Regions from separate parts of the Homo sapiens genome. Here region 1 is linked to region 2. A link is a loop called in an ENCODE intact Hi-C map of the cell type or tissue named here. Cell type or tissue: CD14-positive monocyte. All regions are shown on one strand. Each heading gives the region's core, and the rest is flanking DNA. Links, peaks and the distances in the headings are about the cores only.

The links. Hi-C counts contacts between places; a loop is a spot of excess contacts. Peaks named below come from ENCODE experiments on the same cell type or tissue, not always from the same donor. Only the 100,000 strongest peaks of a DNase experiment are listed, where the experiment ranks them.
Region 1: it touches region 2 in a loop (1.9-fold over the local background); 1 of 110 quality-filtered maps calls a loop at or near these places.

Annotation. Positions count from the first base shown.
Region 1 is chr3:157,412,386-157,417,770 of GRCh38, reverse strand. It overlaps VEPH1 (ventricular zone expressed PH domain containing 1), which reads left to right. Exons shown (of 14, transcript NM_001167912.2): 6 at 3,681-3,890. Among named protein-coding and RNA genes, the nearest start is that of PTX3, 22 kb to the left of the region's middle. In CD14-positive monocyte, for the core only: no CTCF peak of the experiment used is centred there; no DNase peak of the experiment used is centred there.
Region 2 is chr3:157,466,552-157,471,936 of GRCh38, reverse strand. VEPH1 (ventricular zone expressed PH domain containing 1) reads left to right here. Exons shown (of 14, transcript NM_001167912.2): 3 at 1,408-1,623. Among named protein-coding and RNA genes, the nearest start is that of PTX3, 32 kb to the right of the region's middle. In CD14-positive monocyte, for the core only: no CTCF peak of the experiment used is centred there; a DNase peak (open chromatin) is centred at 2,196; H3K4me3 peaks cover 822 bases; H3K27ac peaks cover 2,628 bases.

The DNA.
Region 1 (5,385 bases), core at 75-5,074, 54 kb after region 2:
CTTGTACCCTAGTGTCAGGTCCTGCATTTGTTATGGTGGGCTGGAAAGAAGACTTCCAAGAAGTAGAGATTTGAGATCGAATTTGAAAGTATGAGATTTCTCTCTGTGTTCAAGCCACTGTGAGTGATCAGTGCCATGTAGCTGGGTCATGGGGGAAGAGTCTGCAGATAGGCCCATCAAAAAAGACACTGGAATCTGGAATACCACAGCATTGGAATTTTGGCCATGGGCCATGAGAAATTTTTGAAAGTCTCTAAGAGAGACCTGAGGTAATTAGATCGGAGTTTAAGGGCTATGACTCTGGTGGCAGTGAGGAGCCTGAACAGAAGGGACAGAGACTTGAGGCAAGAAGGCCAGTTTGGTAGCTTTTTCAGCTGTCCATGGTTTACAGCCTGAACAAAGTCCATGTCAGCTTGTTCTCTGCAGCCAGAATCTATATTCTTAGTGGCTACTTGGCTCTCAGCAAAGCACAGCATTCCCTGAGTCAGGAAGGCGGCTCCCAATGAGGAAGCACTGAAGACACCAGCCTAAGGAAATGCCCTATGTTTGGAAAATAAAATTCCTTCTAATCCAAGAATAATCTATCTAAAGCCCAAAGCAGACTTGTTTCTCATGTGTGGATAAATTTCAAGAAATACCTGTGTTTTCTATCATTATCATAACAAGCTTTAGGCTATTAGGAATTCAGAGTAAAAAAAAAAACAACTTTTGTTTAATTTGTAAAATTGTTATTATTTAGTTTACATTGTTCAGGGCTTCACTTCCCTTGCTCTTTCTATGGATTCAACTATGCCCAGGTGTATGTATTTGCCTTGAGCTTCTTTCTTTCCTTTTCTCTCTTCTTTCTTTCTCTTTCTCCTTCCGTCCTTCCTTTCTCTTTCTTTCTTTCTGTCTGTCTGTCTTTCTTTCTCTTTCTCTCTTTCTTTTCTTTCTTTATTTCTTTCTTTCCTTTTTCTCTTTCCTTTCTCTCTTTCTTTATTTCTCTTCCTTCCTTCATTTTTTCTTTTTCTTTCCTTTTTAATTGTTCTTTACAGGACAACAGCTAAAACCCATGCTGTGTAGCTTGGGACGTATCACTGGAGTTTAAATTTTAAAGTAAAAGTGACATGACTAGAAGCACATGTCACAAAGACCTTGGTGTTCAGGAAACAGGACCTGAAGAGTAAGGACTGGCAAATGAAACTTTATAGAATGGGGCAGGAAATGTGCAAGCATTTTTCATTGCTAAAAACATGAGGTTAAGTATGTTGCCCTGACCTGGAGCAGCTGGCTGACACTTCTGCCATATATGCCAGGGACCTCGCATGGCTTCTCCTGAAGGACATACAATTGCTCCCTAATGCACAGGCAGCATTTGTAGAACTGTGCATTCATATATGCCATTTACCAGAATCTAGCCCTTTATTTCCTCCAAAAGTACTGGATATGAATCTAAAGTTTAAATCTCTATATAGGATAATTTTAGTTATCTAGAAACTTTCTTCTTTTATGTTCTTGTTAGTTGTTTTGTAGTAATACATGACAGTATATGTTTAAACATTGTGTACAACTCTTTAACTACTATAGGGTGGGGGAGATGTTTTATTCAGATGTCACTCTATATAAATTACACTTACCTTCCTTTGATTTATTGCTCAAAAACTTATTAACTCAACTTGTGGATAAGCTCTGTATAAGGCATTAGGTATCCAATAGTGTACAAGATAGGGATGATTCTTTACCTTGTGGAGCTTTCAATCCAGCCTGAAAGGCATCTAGAGCAGCAGTAAGAAGGAAGCATGTGAAGGACCTGCTCAGGGCCACTTAGGGTACACTGGGAGCTTCCACAAGGGCACTATAGACTGAGAAGGAAGAGGAGAGGAGCTGAGGGAGGTTTCTTAAGGAAATAACAGTTCATCTGAGGCCTCAAGAATGATCAGGAGCTACTCAAGCAAAATAGGGGCAACAAGAATTCCAGGCAGAATAAATCACATGAGTAAAATCCCAGCTGCAAAAGAAAATTTAGCAAGTTAAGAATTTTTAAAAAAAATTCATCATAATTGATGTGTGATGTGTAGTGGGAACTGGACTGCGGGAAGGTGGACCAAGTGGGCAAGAGACTGAATGTGGGAAGATGGATAGGAGTCAGGTATACAAAAAAGGGCAAGTGACTGTAGGGTTTTAAGGCAGGAAAAAACACCATTGTGGCTAAAGCTGAGAAGAGATTGGATGGGCAAGACTGAAGACAGGGAGACCTGTTAGGAGGCTGTTGGAATAACCCATGTGTGGGATGCCTGGGTCAGTGATCTCAGCTCCATGTCCCGCTGAGAGAGGCCTTCCCTGAACCTTTGCCTAAATTAGAGCCCTAGGACAGTCTTTCACAGAGCCCTACATTTTCCCTGTATGGGATTTATTAAAATTTATAATTGTTCATTTCTGATGTGATTATTTCTTTTACTGAATGTCTCCTTTACTAAACAGTGAATCTTTTCAGACTTATTGCTATCCCCATCACCTACAGCTTGCAAATAGGAAGGACTCAATCAGTATTTGTGAATGAGTGAATTAATGGATAAATATAAAGAGAAGGGAGTGAACAGATCTGTGGGATTCTTGGGCATTGGAATCAACAGGACATGATGATTGCTTGGATAACAGCTGCTGGTAAGGGAGAAACAGTTTCTAGTTTGAGTAGCCAGGTGGATAATGGTGTCATTTATGAGAAAAGGAGGCACTTAGGGCCAGAAGGGGTGGTGGGAGAAGCAGGTTTTTGGCAGGGGGTGGATTATGAGTTCAACTTTGGGCAGATGGTGCTGTGTATCAGATTTGGTTTTAATACTGGAAGCTACATTTAAAGTCTACCCTACTCAAAAAATGACAAATCAATAAAGTAAATAAAACACAAACAAAAGAAACAAACAAACAGAAATATGGATGGGCAAATCTGTTTCACTTTTGTTGTTCAGTTTCCCACAGGTTTCCCTTTCTAGTTCTTCTATTTTAGCCAACAAAACAATTCATCAAATTATCAATATGTGATGTATTAACATAGAGTCTTTATTCCACAAAAGAATTCCATTTTCTCAGATAAATTTCACCTTTACATTCATATAAGCATTAAGAATCAAGAAAAAATATTAAGATAATGTGACTATGGTATAAATCATTTTGCTTTAATAATTTTATCTTATTATTACATTTTTGTGATCAAAATGGAAAATTGAAGAAAATGTGGGAGATCTTTTCTGCTTTCTTATTTTTATTTATTAAACATTTCTAAACTGGATTTCTCCATTTTGAAGGCTTTGATTAAAGTCAACAAAGATCTCCTACCTACTTAAATTGTCCTTTAAATTGCAGCTTTCATGGTGGTTGGAGGAAATGTAGCATTCCCAATGAGGAAATAACACATCAAAACTTGATTTATGAATAGTAACACTGAAGCATTATTTTAAACTTCACTCTTCAACAGCAAATCACAGATTAAAAGGAAAAGGAACTAAAGGCTCTGAAGATTTTATTGTAAATTTTAAATTCTAAACTTGGGAGATTTGCCTGAGTACCAAGGAGGGTAATAATCCCAGAATGTGTTGAGTTCAGGTTTAATGCAAAAAAAGTTTGCTTTCAAAATTAATTCCAATTTAATTAACTTTTCTCTTTCTTCCTTCTTTCTTCCCTCCTCCTCTCCTCTCTCTTTATAGGTAGTTCAGAAGTGTATTCCTTTCCTAATTGGGCATTTGAAGGATTCAACCCATAATGACATCATCCTAAACATCCTCATAGAGATAGCAGTCTATGAGCCAGTGGCTTTGAACAGTTTTCTTCCAATGCTGAAAGAGATTGGTGAGAGATTCCCCTACCTCACTGGACAGATGGCAAGGATTTATGGAGCTGTTGGGCATGTGGATGAAGTAAGTTTGGCTTTTTTCTCTCCATTCCCCTGAATTGCACTGGCACTTAATCCAACCTATTTAATAGGTTGGATTATTATGACGTGCAAATTTGTCCTGGAATTTCTGGGAGTTCCAATTTCTCTTTGACATACAAATTTGTCCTGGGATTTCTGGGAGTTCTATGACATACAAATTTGTCCTGGGATTTCTGGGAGTCCCAATTTCTCTTTCAGTCCTTTTACATGGACAATGGCCTCTGAATCAAGTAGCAGGGTTATGTGGAAGGTTTAGGAAGTGAGTCTTTTATTGCTGCTGTGTCACCTGAAGAAGGAGGGTTAAAATGGAGAGAGCACTGAAAGATTCAAGACCACTTTGCAGTAACAACAACCAATAAAAGAGCTGTATCTCATTTCAGGTTGCAATTTCTCTTAACCCAGGAGACCATCAGTAAGCACAGAATTAGATTTCATAGACTACCCTTTAATGAGAGCCCATAGCTATCATGTCAATAAGTGCCTGGGTTCAGAATGTTTTCAGTCCTCTGAATGTTATTTGGGAGAGTGAAATAAACGTTTGTGGATGTTTAAAAGTACTAGGCTAAATATTTGCATAATGGCATCTTTCAGTAGGGACAACAGGATGCCATCAGAGTTTATGGGGATTAAGAAAGTTTTCAGAAATTCAGGTTTCAAAGACATGCATGTCTCTCTGATGATTTCATGTTGGGATTTAGGATTTTTATATATTAAAATAAAAACAAATCTATAATTGACTGAGAGCTTTTCCTTGAACCCATTTATATATAATATAATTAGCTATTCAATAAGTATAAAATTGTCCAACTTTTAAAAGGAATTTCATAGTTCATTGAGTTCAATCCCTTGATTCTGCATAAGACAAAATTAAAAACAGAAACATTATGTGACTTACCCAAACTCAGATTGAGTGAGTAACCCAGTTAGAATTAGATCTTTGGTATCTTCAGAATCCATTTTCGAATTTTGTCTTAAAATGCATCTTTGGTGCTGTTTGATTATATTTCTTCTGAGAATTATAGTGAACCCCTTGAGTCCTGCCTGGCTTCCTCCTGGGTGAGGCTCTTTCTCCTCTAGCTTCCCAGAGGAGGGCGGGAGAACTGAGTTCCCAAGCCTGCACCTGTCAATGTGAGGATGGATCTTCAAAGGGGATTTCTCTGGTGTAGATGTACTCTTAGTATAATCCCTTTCTATGCACTGCTGTTGGGAATGCCTCACCACACTCTGCCTTCTGTTAATGCTTTCCCTTGCTTGTCACCTTTTCTGCCAAGAGAACCCACTGGTATGCCTGAGTGTTATTAGGCCAACTTTGCCTGACAGCTGTTTAACTGAATCTGCTGACCTTGCAGATCTTTGCAAGAACCAAAAAATTCAACCTCTGAGGTGTGAGGCCATCAAATCTTTAAAAAGTGAACTCTTTCTGCAATTTAATGGTAATTCTTTTTGTCACAAATGATTCATTAATGTATAGTAATGCA
Region 2 (5,385 bases), core at 79-5,078:
AAAAATGTAAACAACTTAAGTTTCCAATTTAGAAAAGGAAAAACAATAAGGCCCCAAAATTGACAAATTTAATTACCTAAAATCTTAGGATGTCATTGAATAGCAGCAAAAAAACTAAAAATAATGAAACGTAGAGATATATTTGCAGCCAAATGTCAAATATTCACTTAATACCCTTAATAGAAAAATATATTGTACCAAAGAAGGATTAAAAAAAAAAAAGATGAGGTCACCTAAAGAAAAATATATATAAGGTACCGTGGGTAGTTCCCAAAGGAGAAAATACAAACAGCCAATAAACACAGAACCATTCAACCTCACTTTTGGGCAAGGAAATTCCTAAGCAAAACAGCGATAAGATACTGTTTCTCACTAATCAAATTAGAAATATTATAAATACTCTGTTCTTGTAAGTGTACAATAAGGAGATCATTCTATTACCCAGCTGGAGGGAGTTCACATTCGTAAAACCTTTCTGGAACATAGTTCAACAGTACCTATTTTGAGCCTTAAAAATGTGCCTGTCCTTTGTCTCAGAAATTTTCACTTCTGGAGGCTCTAGTATATAAATAATTTGCAATGTAGAGAGAGCTTCATGCACAAGATGTTTACTGTCCTATTAGTTATAGCAACAGAAAATTGTTACAGCTGGAGTTTGCTGTAGTGCCGAAAAACCCCATCACTTCCCATCTCTAATCTCACATGATGATGTCAGGCTCTAAATACTTTCCTGCTCTATTATATTTTCAGTTTTGTGAGTCCACCATGTGAAGTTCACAGTCAGACCAATTATCCAAATTAATGCAGTGGGTCTGTTTTTCACATTTAGATGTTTTGGAGGTCCCATTATTTCTCAGTAAAGATGATCAGGTATTTGAGGGAGAATTAAGACAGGGGAATGGAGGAAAACCTGGTTGGGGAAAGGTAAAATGGGTTTTGTAGTTATTTGAGTTGAAAAGGGAGAGATGAAATGATGTGTTCCATTATGTCCAGAAAGAGGGAGAAAACTAATGAGGGGAAATTGAAGGGTAATTTGAAACATTTCACAAAAGTTGCTGAAATGTCAGAGTAAAAAGTAACCCCTGCCCTGTAATGGACTTAGAAACTGAAATAGTCTAAAGATTAAACCCACTTGCAAGTGAATAGTTAAGCGCCTGTGTACTCTCAGGGATCCCTGTCTAAGGGTGATAGTAGAACCTGCTCCATTTTAGCATGTTTGTGTATCTGCCTCTTCCACAAGATTAGGATCTCCAAGGAAGGAAGCCTTTATTGTATTAGGCTTTACACCCTCACCCCTTAGCACACAGCCTGGTGCACCCATTTTCTAAATGACTGAGTTAGTATTTTGTCCTTTGAAGGATAACTTTCTAGAGTATTATTTAACATGAAGATTTTCTTTCCAAACAGGATTACCAAACCAATAACAATGACCAGGCAGTAGTTGAAATCTGTATCACAAGAATCACAACAGCCATCAGAGAGACCGAGTCCATTGAAAAGCATGCAAAGGCCCTTGTGGGGCTCTGGGACTCCTGCTTGGAACATAACCTGAGACCCTTTGGGAAAGACGAAGACACTCCTCATGCAAAAATCGCATCTGATATCATGAGTTGCATTTTACAGGTATGTCAGTGTTCAACATCAGGCTATTTGATACTGAGTTGGCAGCCTAGGTGAACCTGTGATGTCTGTGAACCAAGAGCCAATGCTTCTGCAGCATTTAGATACTGTAAAAAGACACTACAAGCCATCAATAGCTGGGAGGGCCGGTAATTAATAAACTGAGAAAGTTCTGTAGAGCTCCTGCTACGTGCAAGACACACTGTAGGGAATTCAAGTAATACCACTGCAAGCCTCTAATCTGTTTGGAGAGTATACATATAAAAAGTTAACAAGAAAGCAATATGTGCCAAGACCCACAGGAGGAGTACTAAAAAATTCAGAAGAGGAGATCTCTTTCATCCAAGGAGAACACAGTAGAAGCAGAAAATGAACTGAGGGGCAGTGCGCTCGGGACCTAGCAGGGAAAGTGACTAAGTCATTTCAGACATATTTCTATATGTATTGAGAATTTTTCATGATGATATTTGCCCGTTCTGACCACAGTTAATTATTTCCTCTGGTATAAATGTGAATTTGGAGTTTTGGCTCAGCCGCTAATGAGTTGTGTAACACTGCGATATTGGGCAAGTCACTTACATTCTTAAGCCACAGGGTCCTCTATGTGAAATGCACATTAAATGACATTGTCTATGACAAATTTACCAACCAGAGATGTTGATAGGTGTTTCTCAGAAAAGAACTTTGTGATGAAATAAGTTGGAAAACAATTCTTTTTTCCCTTTTGAATGATCACAATGTTTCATGGCATACTAAAGGTTCTGTAAAGTACTGCAATAAAGAAAGCTGGTTAACCTTGTTTAGGCCAGCATTTTCCAGTCTGATTTCACTATGAAACCTCCTTTCTCCTCCCCACTCCCAACACAACACTATGAACATCCCTCAGAACCTGTGTTCCACTGAGCACAGGTCAGGAAATTCTGATTATGTTAAAATGCTTAGCAGTGCATGTTGCAGCTGATATGAGCGTCCTTTATTCTTCTTCCTTTTTTTCCCACAGTTGTTTATGATTAACTGGATCATATTTTACCTTGTCTGCTCAGTCTAGGAATTGATCAACTGAACAAAAGACTCTTCATGCACCACCACACTGTATCTCTTTCATCCCCAGGGTTAAGGGTTGGTGGGGAGAAAATGAGGATTGCAGCAAAATTAACAAAAGATGAATAGTGCTTGATGGAACACCAAAGACCCAGTGCATTTGCTCTTCATTGGTTATCTTGGTATATTATTGATATATATCAGAAACATAGATTATTTCACTCCAATGTGCACTTTAACAGACATTCAGACAATTTAACCATCCTATCCATCTCCCCCTGCAGGTTCAAAACCACTCGTCTTTAGGGCAGCACTATCGAATAGAAATCTAATGCAAGCCACAAACAGAAGTCAAATATGTAATTTTAAATGTTCTCGTCCCAGGGTGAGTGGGGGAACAAAGGTGAAGAGGGAGAAAAAGAATACGAATATATTTATTACCACTGAACTGTACACTTAAAAATTGCAAAGATGGTAAATTATATATGTATATTTTATCTCAATTAAAAAATTAAAAAGGAAAAAAATTCTAGTAGCCACTTACGTAAAAAGAAAGATGAAATTGATTTTGATAATATATTTCTTCAACCCATTATATCCAAAATAGTATCACTTCAACATGCAATCAATATAGCAATTTTTAAAATTTATTTATTTACTATTATTATTGTTGTTATTATCATTATTATTATTATTATTTTGAGATGGAGTCTCGCTCTGTCGCCCAGGCTGGAGTGCAGTGGCGTGATCTCGGCTCACTGCAACCTCCGCCTCCCGGGTTCAAGTGATTCTCCTGCCTCAGCCTCCTGAGTAGCTGAGACTACAGGTGCCTGCCACCACACGTGGCTAATTTTTGTATATTTTTAGTAGAGAAGGGGTTTCACCATATTGGCCAGCCTGGCCTTGAACTCCTGACCTTGTGATTCACCATTTTTTTTACACAATTCTTACATATCTGATGTGCATTTTAGTGCATCACTAAATGGACTAGTCACACTTCAGATGTTCAAGAGCATCCCATGGTCAGTGGCTCCTGTGTTAACACAGTTTTAGAGTAATCAGATAAAGTTTTCTGGGTGAAGATCATGTTTGGAAGGTTTATGAGCAGTGAGCAGGAATTTCACTAGATAGGCTAAGTAGAGTGAGAAGACAGTCTACACAGGAAAACAGCTTGTGCAAAAGTACAGATTTGTGAAATAAGACCAAGATCAGAGAATCGTAAGCATGCTACCTTTCTCAAATGCCCATAATTCTAACATTTATGTTAGATGGGATGTTTTATTCTGAGTAAAGCATTGTGTCTCCTACTTAAAAGGGATGGGGTATGGTGTAAGGAATTAAATGTTTTTGAGAAATTGAAATGCTCAACTCATTGATGATCAAGACAGTGTAAATGAGTTTGTAAGATTGTAGAGAGCAGGGTTCTGAGGTCAAGGGTTGATATTTTGGGAAGCGAAAGAGAAAAGGACTGAAGGCTAGTAGGCTCCTTGGTTAAGAGGGACAAGTTAGGCAGAGAAGTGGGTAAGTCTAGCATGTAGGGCCGGTGTAGGGATGGGGTGTCCATTGTAGGCCCTCAGAAGGAGGCAGAAGCCACTAAAATGGAAAGCCTGAAGGCCTAAAGGCAAACTTGCTTTCAGCAAAGTTCAGCATCTTGTCCTGGCCACCCCTGGAGGTCCCAGAAATGCAGCACCAGGAACTAAAGGCAAACCTGGGGTCATAGCATTTATATTTAGCTATCATCAGATTTTAAAGGGAAATTTTTGGCTTGCAGTAAACATTGAAAGGATGATTTTGGTATTACTTGTAATTTAGGATCCTGTGGGGAACGTGTAGAAATCCAAATGACTCATTTTCTTCTATTTTTTTTTTCAGTAAAATGAAACAATAGGCCAACTTTCAAAAGTTAGACACTCAGCATTTTTAGCTTTACACAAAATGGAAGGAAAACAAACAACAAGAAATGAGTGATTGCCTCTCCACCCATCCCATCTCCCCAGATAAGCAACCCAGGGTCTTACTGTCTGATCAGGCAGAGGCCCAGTCATTTCTTCTTCCTGCACCCTTGGCCATTTCATTTGATTTTTTTTTTTCTGGCCACTTCACTGTCATTTTAAGCTAAATGTGTACACACACACACACACACACACACATACACACACACACACTTTTCTTTTTGTCCCCCAGATTTCCTCTTGTCGGCCTACGCTCAAACCTACTTCAGGTGACCATTCCTTTTCCTCTTTTAGTTGGTAATTATACTTCTTTTCTTGGTCCCTAAATTTGTGAACTTGCCACATTTACCTTAAAATAACTTTTAAAAATTCCAGAACTCACCTTCTACTGATTTTGTATTGAGGAAACTCAATACAAAATCGGTACATATATGGGACATGCACTTGTGAATTTGTTTTTTGGCCTTGGGCCATATGTTTCTACACATCCTGTGTCATTAGACAAGTCTCTCAACTTATGTGTAAAATAGAGAATTGAATCAGATCACCTTCCATGTCATCTCCCAGTCTGAAATTTTGACTCCCTGAGGAGACTCTAAGAATAGAATAGCAAAGAGCTTTAGAGCTTGAAGGCTTCCGTGTCATTTGGATCTTGGTCTTATCAAGATGAGAGATTGGCAAAGTATTTTCTCTCTCTAAATCTCTGTTCTGCCATCTCTAAAATTGGGATAACAACACCTCCTGCTCGGGACTATTATGAAAGTTAAAAATG